Regions from separate parts of the Mus musculus genome. Here region 2 is linked to region 1. The links are chromatin loops, found by intact Hi-C in ENCODE. Cell type or tissue: left cerebral cortex. All regions are shown on one strand. Links, peaks and the distances in the headings refer to the core of each region. The heading gives the core; the rest is flanking DNA.

Region 1 (5,386 bases), core at 103-5,102:
ACCAAGGATGCTGAGTCCTGGGCAGTTAATGACCTTGATACCTGGTTCCAATAGATAACAAGGCAGAATTTTATGAATGTATTTTTTGATCAAATGTTTTACACACACACAACACAACACACACACACACACCTCCGCGTAGATGCACACAGGTGTTCTGGGAGAACCTCTCCATGGGAGCTGACTTAGGAAGCTCTTCCTCAGAGCTTCATTCCCTCAGACTGCCAACTCATACACATAAAGGCTCCCTCCCTAGACAACCAACTATGGATTTAAGCAGACTTCAAATGTACCAGTCTCCTTCTCACAGAGTAATGTTTTCTGATCAATACTGCCACCCTTGCATCCGTTTCTTCATGTTACTCAACAAGCAGGGAATGGAATAACTGTGCCTTCTCTGGAGACAGTAGACCATGGGCATGTGACAAAGAGCCCAGTCCCAATCTAGTAGTTCAGTCTGTTTTCATTTCTTTAATTCTGTACTAAAGAGAGAGTTATATCAAGGGAGACCAAAACACACCAGGATTCTGTCTCCACCCTTCACACTAATCACAATGACCACTCACATCTATGTTTTTATAGCAAACATTTTCATGTTTTTTTATGACATGAATTATTATGCTGACCTAATTTTCTGTTCTAAATCAAGCAACTTTCCTTTACCCAGGGTATAATATGCTGACTTGTTGGCACTGGTTTGCATGCAAACACCAAAAAATTCCACCATTTTAAAGCACACGTTCCACTTTTCTGTATTTTTCACATCAGGGCTCAAAAATGTTTAAAGTTATACCAAAGACAGTGAAACCAGAATCCATTCTAGCTATGATTTGGGGGTGACAAATAAGATACATTCTAAAGTCCCACACAGAGAAGGGAAAAGGAACACTGCCGCTTTCCAAGGTGCTTGCAAGACCTAAAAACCCCTGTGAACTGGGTTTGGTTGCCTGGTGTATGTCTGCCCAGTATAGTCTAATTGTTCTGCAGTCTTTTCCCTCTCCTTCTCTCTCCTATGAAGGCTTCATTTTTCAAGAAGAAACCTTAATACTCAGCAAGATATAAGGCTCATTGAGAAGGAATAGAGCTCTGTTTTATTCAGTATTAGCAATGTGAGTTTACTCACACACCACACACCACACAGATTGCTAAGTGTCTATCTCAAGGTTTGAGTGCATATGTTACAGAACATACTCCTATCCACTTTCAAGAAAATTAGAACAAAAACTGCATTTATAAAAATGAGCTGAGACTTCATGAACAGTTGGGAGATTTTTTTTAAAAAAATAAATAAAAAGAACATAGAAAACTATATTTTAATCATCTGTTTTTAGGGAAACTAAGAGCTTCCTGTTTTATTTAAAGAAAAATGTAATTAGCAAACCTTTGCAATTATTCAAAATGGAGACAATAATTTGGCTATACCAAGGCTTCTTACCCACATGGGTGAGATATTTTAGACCGTTGTTCCACTCACTATTCTACAGCTAAGGGTATTCGATAGGAAATCCTGACCTTAGATTAACAGGTGCATTCATTGTTTTAAAAACTGGGATTTGTTAATAAGTGACATTTTAAATTGAAACCTCAAAGGCTTCAAATGCTCCAGTGTTCTACGAGGAAGGCATCTGCCCTAGCATTTGAACAGGTTAGTTATCTGAACCACAGTAAGGTTTCAGAGGCCCCTGCCTGCTCAGAACCTGGCCCATGAAAAGGAAACATAGAGAGTGGGAGGGGCTGCTGGGTCCCCTCCCTCCTCCACTCAGTGCCCGGCCCACCTGCACCACATCTACTCAGAAAATGACCATTTGGTGTATGGGGGAAAAAAAAAAACTCATAAGACAAAGTCTAGAATACACACATTGCACTCAGATATGTTATATAAAGTGCATATTCTTTAACATATCTACATTGTTATAGATGCTTTGTGGTGTGTGTTTGTGTGTGTGTGTTAAAAACATCACCCTCTCTCTAAGTTTGTCCTAACATGAGGAATTAAAGAAAAGAAAAGCTGTCAATTTCTGGATGAAGTCAGTACAATAAAGGTGCAAATGGCATCCCAAAGGACTTAAACAAATGACAGGCCTATGGTGCCGGACATTTGTAAAGATGCAGTCTTCGTTTGGCGCTGAAATAGGTACGGTGATGAAGAGGACTGTAATATAGACTCAAGTAAATTAGGATTTCGCTTTGGCTGTGGTCAACAGTATTTGCAGGTCCCCAGGGTTCCAGAAGAAAGGATCTTCGAATAGAGGTTGTGTGTATTGCCTGTGTTATCAGGTCCCTTCTGCGGCTCCCCTAGGACCATCTTGAAACTATAGCTTTTTCTTTCTTTGTTCAGTAATGGCTATAGAAGTCCAGAGTGTCTTGAACATAAAGATCTTGAAGCCACCCAAGTCCAGAGAATGCAGGTTCTCCCAGGCCAGGGCCGCCCCGACGACCCAAGCGAGGTGCTCAAGGGCCAGTAGGTGTCGCTGTTTCCCTGCTGGCAGGACCCTGGAGCCCGACGTTGGCCCCTAGCACCACTCAGTTTTCTGGCCCGGGTGATTTCCTAGACGTCTTTGAGCTCTGGGGATATGGCAATTCCCTTATTTTGTTTCTAGAACCCCTGACCTAAGTCCTCCTGGCTGCGACCACAGCAACATTGGTGGGCCTATGGAGAGAGAAAGGAGAGAGGAATATTGGTGGGGCCCAAAGGCCGCCCTGCTGGAATAAGCGGGGAGCCCGCTTCACCCGCTCCTTCCTTTCTCTCCCCAAGCCTAGGGTGGCGTCGGGGCTATCTGGAGCACCCCGGAAAAAAAAACCCTAAATTAAGGAATTCACACACGGCTGTACTTCGACTTTGAAATTAAAATAAACAAAAGGTTCAAAATCTAGCTTCGCGGGAACCGCTCACAAAAAGAGTTTTAATATCCTTATCTCAAAAGACAAGGAAAGAGGGAGGAAGAGAACGAGGGAGGGAAGGGGGAGAGAGGGAGGGAGGGAGAAAGAGAGAGGGAAGGAGGAAGAAAGAGAGAGGGAAGGAGGAAGGAGAGAGAGAGAGAGAGAGAGAGAGAGAGAGAGAGAGAGAGAGAGAGAGAGAGAGAGAGAGAGAGAGAACGTGCTAGGCCTGGACTTTGAGTTACCTACGGTCTTACCTACAGGGCTGTATGCAGAATGTCGGGTGATTGCGTTGTCCTCCCTTTGCTCTGAGAAAAGCTTGAACTACACTAGACGTCCCGCTGTCCACCCCAAACCGTTATTTACTAAGTATTAATCTTCACTAGATAGGGTTACCTCATCTTTGGAATCTGTACTGAAATTCTGGATATTGAAAATTCTGTTCCTTTCTCTGGCGTCCTGCGGCCCCCTGTCTTTGGCTCAGTATGCGGCGTAAGCGATTATTAATCAGAGGCGTTCTTTTTGTGTCTGGGGGGGGGGGGCATTTGGCTTGAAGATTCCATGACACGCACTTACATTGGTTGCATCCTGTAGATGTCTGGGGATTTTATTGATATCAGGATTTCTTTGCATAGGGAATTCACTTCTCTGTTAAAAGGTGGCAAGGGAAGAGGGCAGGAGCCACCCTAAATTCACGGTCTTGAGCAATCGCAAGAGGTAGTGTGGAAATAGAAGTAGTTGTCCATTTAACTTGACTCTAAGATAATGCCTTCAATCAAGAGGTTGCTATGTGATTTAAAAAGAAAAGAAGAAGAAGACATACTGCTGTGGTTTTGTGTAAAACTAAAACATTTGTAGAGAGGAAAACCCTAACAAATATAAAACTAGCAGACAGGAAAAAAAAATTCCACTTAGTCCCAAGTATGTTTGAATAATTTTGTTCTGGTGTCAAGACTGAGGCCTTACCATTTCAGGACCCGCAGCGCAAGAGGCTGCGTAGTCACTGAGAGCCTGAAATTTAGCAAGAGTTCGTAAATATTTTCATTAAATGCCCTTTGCATTTGCCCTTTCATAAAATCGGCTCCTTTCTTTAAAGTCTTATGCCTTTTACACAATTCTAAAAAAATCATTTCTTATCGAAGCAGCAGATTCATCTCTGGGGTTGGGGGTAGGACGGACACGTTTCTAATTGGAGGTTGTGAAGTTCAATGAGATGGTATTTTTAGCTTGAGATGCTCAGATTCATATATTTTTATATTGTACCAATCTCATCCGATTTCCGTTTCACTCAACTCTTTCATTTTCTGCTTTCTTGCTTCTGTCTTCCTTCCTTCCTCTATAGCGCCTCTCCCACTTTCCCTCGCTTCTTCTGTTTCTCGCTGTTTTCTCTCTCCCGCTCCTTTCTTGTATAATTTATTGTCTGTTTTTATCAGTGAAGTTAATACGAAAATAGCAAGGGGGAGGCCCAGCACCTTAATCTGGCCCTCTTCCCTGCGCGCATTAGGGACTTTAGGGAGGTGTCCGTAGCTACCAGGTTATAGACCAGCGCGGTGGCCCTATGTGCAGAGAACGCTGCTGGTGGAGGAATTGGGGTCCGCCTAGGGTTGCGGGGCTTATTCAAATACCGCCCGCTGCTGCTGTGATTCGCAGGGACTCGGCCTCCATATGGTAATGCGGGGCGGGGGATGGGGGTGGGTGGAGGGAGGCACAGAGCGGAGGGGAGGGGAGGATGGGGTTGAAGGCGGGAGGGAGGGGGGCTCTGACACCGCGCGCTCTGCTGCTGTGCTGGGACAGAGCACCCGGACCCGCGGCAGCGGCGGCAGCGGCGCTCCCCACCCTCCACCGCAGCACTCATCGAGCCAGGAAACCACCAAGCCACGGGCCCTCGGGGTAAGCCACAGTGTGCACACCACAGCGATGGTGACTCCAATGAGGGAGATTAGAAACAGAAAAGATTACAGAGAGATCAGAGATAAGAGGTGTACCTCTCTCTGTCCCTTGTCACACAGCGCGCGTGCACATGCATTTGTACAAACATGCATGCTCATACAGCAATACGTTCCACATTCTTTGCTACTTCCATCTAAATACATGCACCGACACTCTATGCCCTGCAGCGTGGCCAGTGTGTTTGTCCTGATCCTGCATAAAAGGGGACAGGTACGTGCCAGAACACAGGCAAGAATAAACAGCCACGCACAATTGAATTGCAGCCAAACTCAGACATTCAGCCTGCTGAATTAATCCATTCGGCCAGGTTTCCCCCACCCCAACCGGAATTCTGTAACCAGTTGAGGAATTCTGCAATTATTCACAAAATGTGCTGAAATTTCACCTCAAGAAACGTAATCTTGCTATATATGGCAAGGTAAGGGTGAACCTGAAGGGTGGATGTGTTTCCATTTTTTAATGTTTTACGCATAGCCATCTGACCACTTTTTATTGGGTGACATATCATATGAGCACTTTCGTGTAGGCTTGGAAAAACTATAGCCAGAGGTAAGGCTGG
Region 2 (5,386 bases), core at 292-5,291, 200 kb before region 1:
TGCTGACAGTGTATGTAGAATCAGGCTGTTTGCCAGTTCTTTAACTGGTCCTTGGTGGAGAATTGCTTTAAGACAAAGTGCATTTTACTATCGTTAATGTGATAGTAACTCTAAGGGTAACTGCCTTATGAAATGCTTCGTGACTATATGTGTTCTCTAAGTGCTGTAAAGAAAACTCCAGTCGCATTTCCATGCCTTTCCAGAAGAGTGGCCCGGCTCCCTCCACAGGCACCTTGCAATGGAATTGTGTTGCAGAGTAAAAACGTTTGTGTGGGGCATAGTAATCCCCCTCCCCTAGAGATTTGCTGGGACTTGAAATGTGACCACCTGTGAGCCACACTTAACCTTGAAGCCATACCGATTTTCAATTTATAGATAAAATTTCTCATTTAATTTAAAAAATAATGTCAGTTTGGCTAGTCTTAAAAGTAGTTCAATATGTATAAGTATGGCACCAATGGTATGCTTGTGCAGCTATTGAGTCAATTACAAAAATGCAGGCAATAAACCACGTTATTATCATCTAGTATAAGCATATTAATTATTGAATTTAAAAGTAGCCCTAAAGCAAGTGCATGGCAGGTAAAATGAGTTGTCCTTAAGTCCCATCACAAGTGGGAAAAAAATTCCTGAAATCAATGAGGTTTTGTACTATTTAAAGGATAATACATTTAATCCTGTATCGGATTCTGATCTTTACTCTAAAAGTATTCATTGATGCATACTTAACATATAATTAAAAAAAAAATTGGTACCCAAGTTAAAGGGCCAGTAGTTGGCAGTTATCTTTACTTCAAATTGTGCTGAACTTTATTTTTTAAAAAATGCTTTTCTTATTACTATGATTCACAGTTTGAGAATGTGTTATGCAGTTCTCACACTCCTTATTAGAAGCAGTGTTTTAACTTCATTCATTCACTACGCTATTTACATCTTAGTTGGTGTGCATGTGAATACATTGAAGGGTAATATTAAGGTGTGCTATTAATTTAATATAAATGTTTTTGGTATTGGTGGAAATAACAAATGACCATGTCATAATAAGCAACTTTCCACCCTTTCAAAGTTAGTCATATTTTTAAAGTATGTAATCGTGAACATTAACTTTCCCAAGCAGAGATACTAATTAACCACAGCAAACTTCAGTAACCAAGAGTTGTTATAATGTTCTTTATTTTTTGCTTTATAAACAAGTTAATTTTGTAGAACTCTACTCATTCTAATAAAAAATAACTATCTGATGATTCCTGAAAATTGAATCCTAAAAAAAAAAACAATATACTCTATAGTTTTCAAATATTTTTTAGTTTTTCTCTGGCCTTCACCTTGCTCAGTGACTAAGTTGAACGGCATATAATTATGTCTTTCTAATAAATTATTCATTGTATTTAGATTTCTTTAATAGAGAACTATGCTGAATAACACTTTGGCAAATGTAAGCATTATCTTTTAAAACTTTCTTCTAATTAGTGTAGTATATTTTGTGGGTTTTATTTTCCAACTCTTGGTGCAATATATTTTTTGAGTCTATGAAATCTCAGAAAGGGACAAAAAATGGGGAAATGTCTATACAGTAATAATTGTATTATATAACAAAAAATAGTTATTAAACAGAGAGCCAAGGTTTTCAGAACATGATTCCAAGCAACATGGAGAAATTTAGTGTGTAGTTAAAGATCAGAACCTCACAGCATGGACTGAAGAAGGATTGCTGATTAATTTTTAACTTTTTAAAATGACAGCTTTTAGAATAATGCCTCCCAAATGAATATCTAAACTGAAAAAGCATGCATATTCCTTTTACACATATATAGTGATGGTTTGGACCAAATGAAAGGCTTTATCGACGATGCTTAGTGAGTGTAACATATGAAGAAGAGCTGACTGGGATTTCATGCTCAGCACTGTGCCTTAATTCACAGACTCATGGTTGTTCCTGCATTCAGTAGAGCTTGACTGGGATTTGTCACCTTTAAGAAATCAAACCAGATTACAGAGGCAAGTCACAAAACCAACGCAACAGCGCTCTACACCTTACAAAAGGCAGATTACACAGTTCACATGTTATTCTGATAGAGCAAAGATAAAGGCTGATTGCTAAGGAACGGCAAGACACTCTGATTCGAAATGATTGCTAGATAACTATGCCACGACCCTGTTGCTTCGTCATTATAAAGAGCCACTTAAACAGCAGAAAACTCAGTTTTCAAATAATAGGCGCTCAGTAGTGTTTTTTCATTGCTTAAATTTGAAGTTCCATCAACTCTCTTTGAGCAGATATCAATTTGTCAATTTGTGTGAAGTGGTTACCATAAAGCTTAAAGGAATTAGGCATTTTCAGAAGTGTTGTGTAGAATGCAGAGTAGATTTGCCAAAATTAATATATCTTTATGGTATTGAAAAATTAAGCAGAAAATACATAATTGACAATATCCTGTATGTTGTTCTGTTACCAGGTGTATTCTTCAAGATGAGTAGTTACATAGTTATGATTCAATGCATTCAAAACATATCATGATAGGTGTTATTGGTAAATGAGACATATATATATATATATACATATACATTAATGTTTATTTTATGAATGTTACTTAAACATCATTTTTATGAAAATATAATACGTGGAGACTTTGTTAGAGAATAGTTTTGTTTTACCTGTAGCATTTTTAAAACTCAAACTTTCTAAACACCCAACACCACAGTAATTTCTTGCTTCTTTTAAAATTGAAGTCCTTTTTTACCCTACTGATGCCTCCTAGTGTCTCCCACAATAAAGCTCTAATGAGTCATCCATAACTGTAAACATTGCACTTTCACTGCCTGCATCTTCTGTGATACATAAAATTCATATTTATGTGTTTAATTTTCTGTGCGTTACTATAATAAGATAGAATACTTTAGTGAATGAGATGTTTCATCTGTGGATTTATGGTATGAAGGTTTACTTCGACCTTAACAATATTCTGCTAAGTGTAATAAGTTTATACCTTCGGTTGAAATTCATATCATCCTTCCTTATAGTCACTATTATTGCAAATGAAAAATAGCAGATCTTCCATTTTGTAGACCTGGAAATTAGATAGAGTTCATCATTGAATGGCCGATGAGAAATGGTTAAAAGAGCTTATTGTTTCATTTAAGAAGACCCCCTCAAGAGTTAACAACTTTTGTTAACTGCATGTCTTCACACATGCAAATCTCTATGTGAATATTGCATTTCAAAGGTTAAAAAAATAAAAGGAAGGGAAAGATAAGTGTTACTTATAAAATAGCAAAAGAAAAACTTGGTTAGGGGGAAAATGTCTCTATGTAGTGGAAAGAGGTTTACTAGAACATAACTTCTCAGGACCCACAGGGCACTCTCATGTGGTAGACACTAGTGGACATCAATTTTACTGCAAGGTTTATGTCCTTAGTCTCATAGCAGTGAGTGACATGCTTGCATATCTGTGACTTCTTGCAACTCTGATTCTACCTAAGACAATTGCCATTTGATTTTATAATTTTTTTCTTTAGTATAGTTATGAAAGGGGACATTCTCCTAATAGTTCCAAATTCAAGTGCAAAAGATTTTAACATCTCTGGGCCTCCTGGGTTGTCTCAGTGCATATCGCATTCTTGACTTTCACTAATACAGTGTTCTGAGGATCCAAGTGCATATGTTAGACCTGAGCTTAATTAGTTGTTACACTTACATGTGGGGGGGAGGCAAAAGAGGGTAGAAGGAGGGAGGGAGAGACAGAGACAGAGAGAGAGACAGAGAGAAGCAGAGAGACAGAGACAGAGGAAGAGACACAAAGAGAGAGACAGAGGGAGACAGACAGAGAGAGACACAACGGGAGAGACACGTGGTAGGGTGTGAAATAGCCACCCCTGATTAAAAAGTACACAGAATATTAGCAAAATTTGCCTATTGATTATTTTGTCCTAAGTTATTCCGTGATACAGTGCCATTACAATTCTCGTCTTGTTGGACAAATTTCAAAGAATGTAAGGGGTGTGTTTCTTTCGTTTAAGGAAGCAAACATCTAGGAAGGGGTGGGCCTTTCCCACAGGAGCCGCATTTCTTCCCCTGGAGAGCTGAAGCAAATCTGTAGTATGTGAGAGACTGGCCCATAAGAAACAGAATGATTTGTAGTGATCTGTTCTAGTTAGTGAGCAAAGCAAACCAGAAAGAGTTTTTCCTCTGAAAAACAGCTCCTGTCTGCCGCTTAATACTCAGTGCTGAAAACGGACCATAAAACAAAACAGAGCAAAGAAACAAAGAAATCACATTTATAGTGTTTGTGCTCACAACTATATAGTACATTGAGATAATTTTGACAACTTCACATTGTGTATAGCATTAAGATGTAGAAATCAAACGTGTTATACACATACATTTTCCAACCCCATTGTGAGGCTATGGAGGTAGCATATGACAAAGAATGCTACAGTAAAATATAAGAATACCGAAAGGACAATCTGACATGATGTTATTTCGTACTTTCTTGCTCTCACTGCACAAAGAAAAGGCATATTCATGCTAAGAAAGGAGTTTCTATTACCTGTTATATAAACCCATGGTCTAGCCTCATTGGCAAAACAAGTGACATTTGCTTTCACTACAATGTATCTGCTATACATTTCTATCCAATCTCTGTTACTTGTTTTATTTGAAAGTATAGCTGGTATAAACAAAATTCAGAGTGCACATAAAAATAATTTTCTGAGGGCATTATATAGGAAATCAGTGTCATGACAAGAAATAAAGGCAGTAAACTTATTACAAAGAAAATCTGTAGAAATCAGTACTATTTAAGAAGGGACACCTTTGAAAGACTTTATTCATTCTTAATGCAAAAAATTTGAAATGAATGGAGTAATGGTGTTCAGCCTGCTTATTGAATGGCCGTGCAAGACTTCAAGCAATGGTTTAAATAAAGTCCCTTCAACTTGTGTGAGTGACTGGAGGAAGCGGGCTTTGAAGCAGTCCCTAGTGGGAACCTGATTTTTTTTCAACTTATCCTGAGAGTCTCTTGGTTTTCTTCCTGCAACTTGTAATAGATAAGATAAATATGAAGATGCGTACATACGTTGTTTATAGATGCTGTGAATTTCTAGCCTGTTGAATTTTAAAAGTGTTAGATATGGTTCTTTGTTAGAGGATGTAAACTGCTTAAAAGAAAAACAACCAAAACCAGCATATTTTTTAATATATCTGTAATCTTTTCAGCAAGCTATAATGATAGCAAAAGAACACAACCATTCCCCAAACCCCAAATATTGGCATATTTGGCTTAAATTTGCTCAGTTTTTATGAAATTAGACAGCAGATTTGTCAATATAAATATAAGGAAATTTGCCTAGTAGGGTAATAAAGTTGACTTTCAGTTCTTAGATCATA

The links. Peaks named below come from ENCODE experiments on the same cell type or tissue, not always from the same donor. Only the 100,000 strongest peaks of a DNase experiment are listed, where the experiment ranks them.
Region 2: a loop joins it to region 1, with 6 times the contacts of the local background. A loop is called at or near these places in 6 of 42 quality-filtered maps.

What each region holds. Positions count from the first base shown.
Region 1 is chr13:83,722,712-83,728,097 of GRCm38, forward strand. The region is part of intron 1 of C130071C03Rik (RIKEN cDNA C130071C03 gene); the gene reads left to right. Among named protein-coding and RNA genes, the nearest start is that of Gm52046, 3.8 kb to the left of the region's middle. In left cerebral cortex, for the core only: a CTCF peak has its summit at 2,457 (motif pointing right); a DNase peak (open chromatin) is centred at 2,469; H3K4me3 peaks cover 5,000 bases; H3K27ac peaks cover 5,000 bases.
Region 2 is chr13:83,526,077-83,531,462 of GRCm38, forward strand. All of the region lies in intron 1 of Mef2c (myocyte enhancer factor 2C), which reads left to right. Among named protein-coding and RNA genes, the nearest start is that of Mef2c, 4.0 kb to the left of the region's middle. In left cerebral cortex, for the core only: a CTCF peak has its summit at 2,771; no DNase peak of the experiment used is centred there; H3K4me3 peaks cover 5,000 bases; H3K27ac peaks cover 4,768 bases.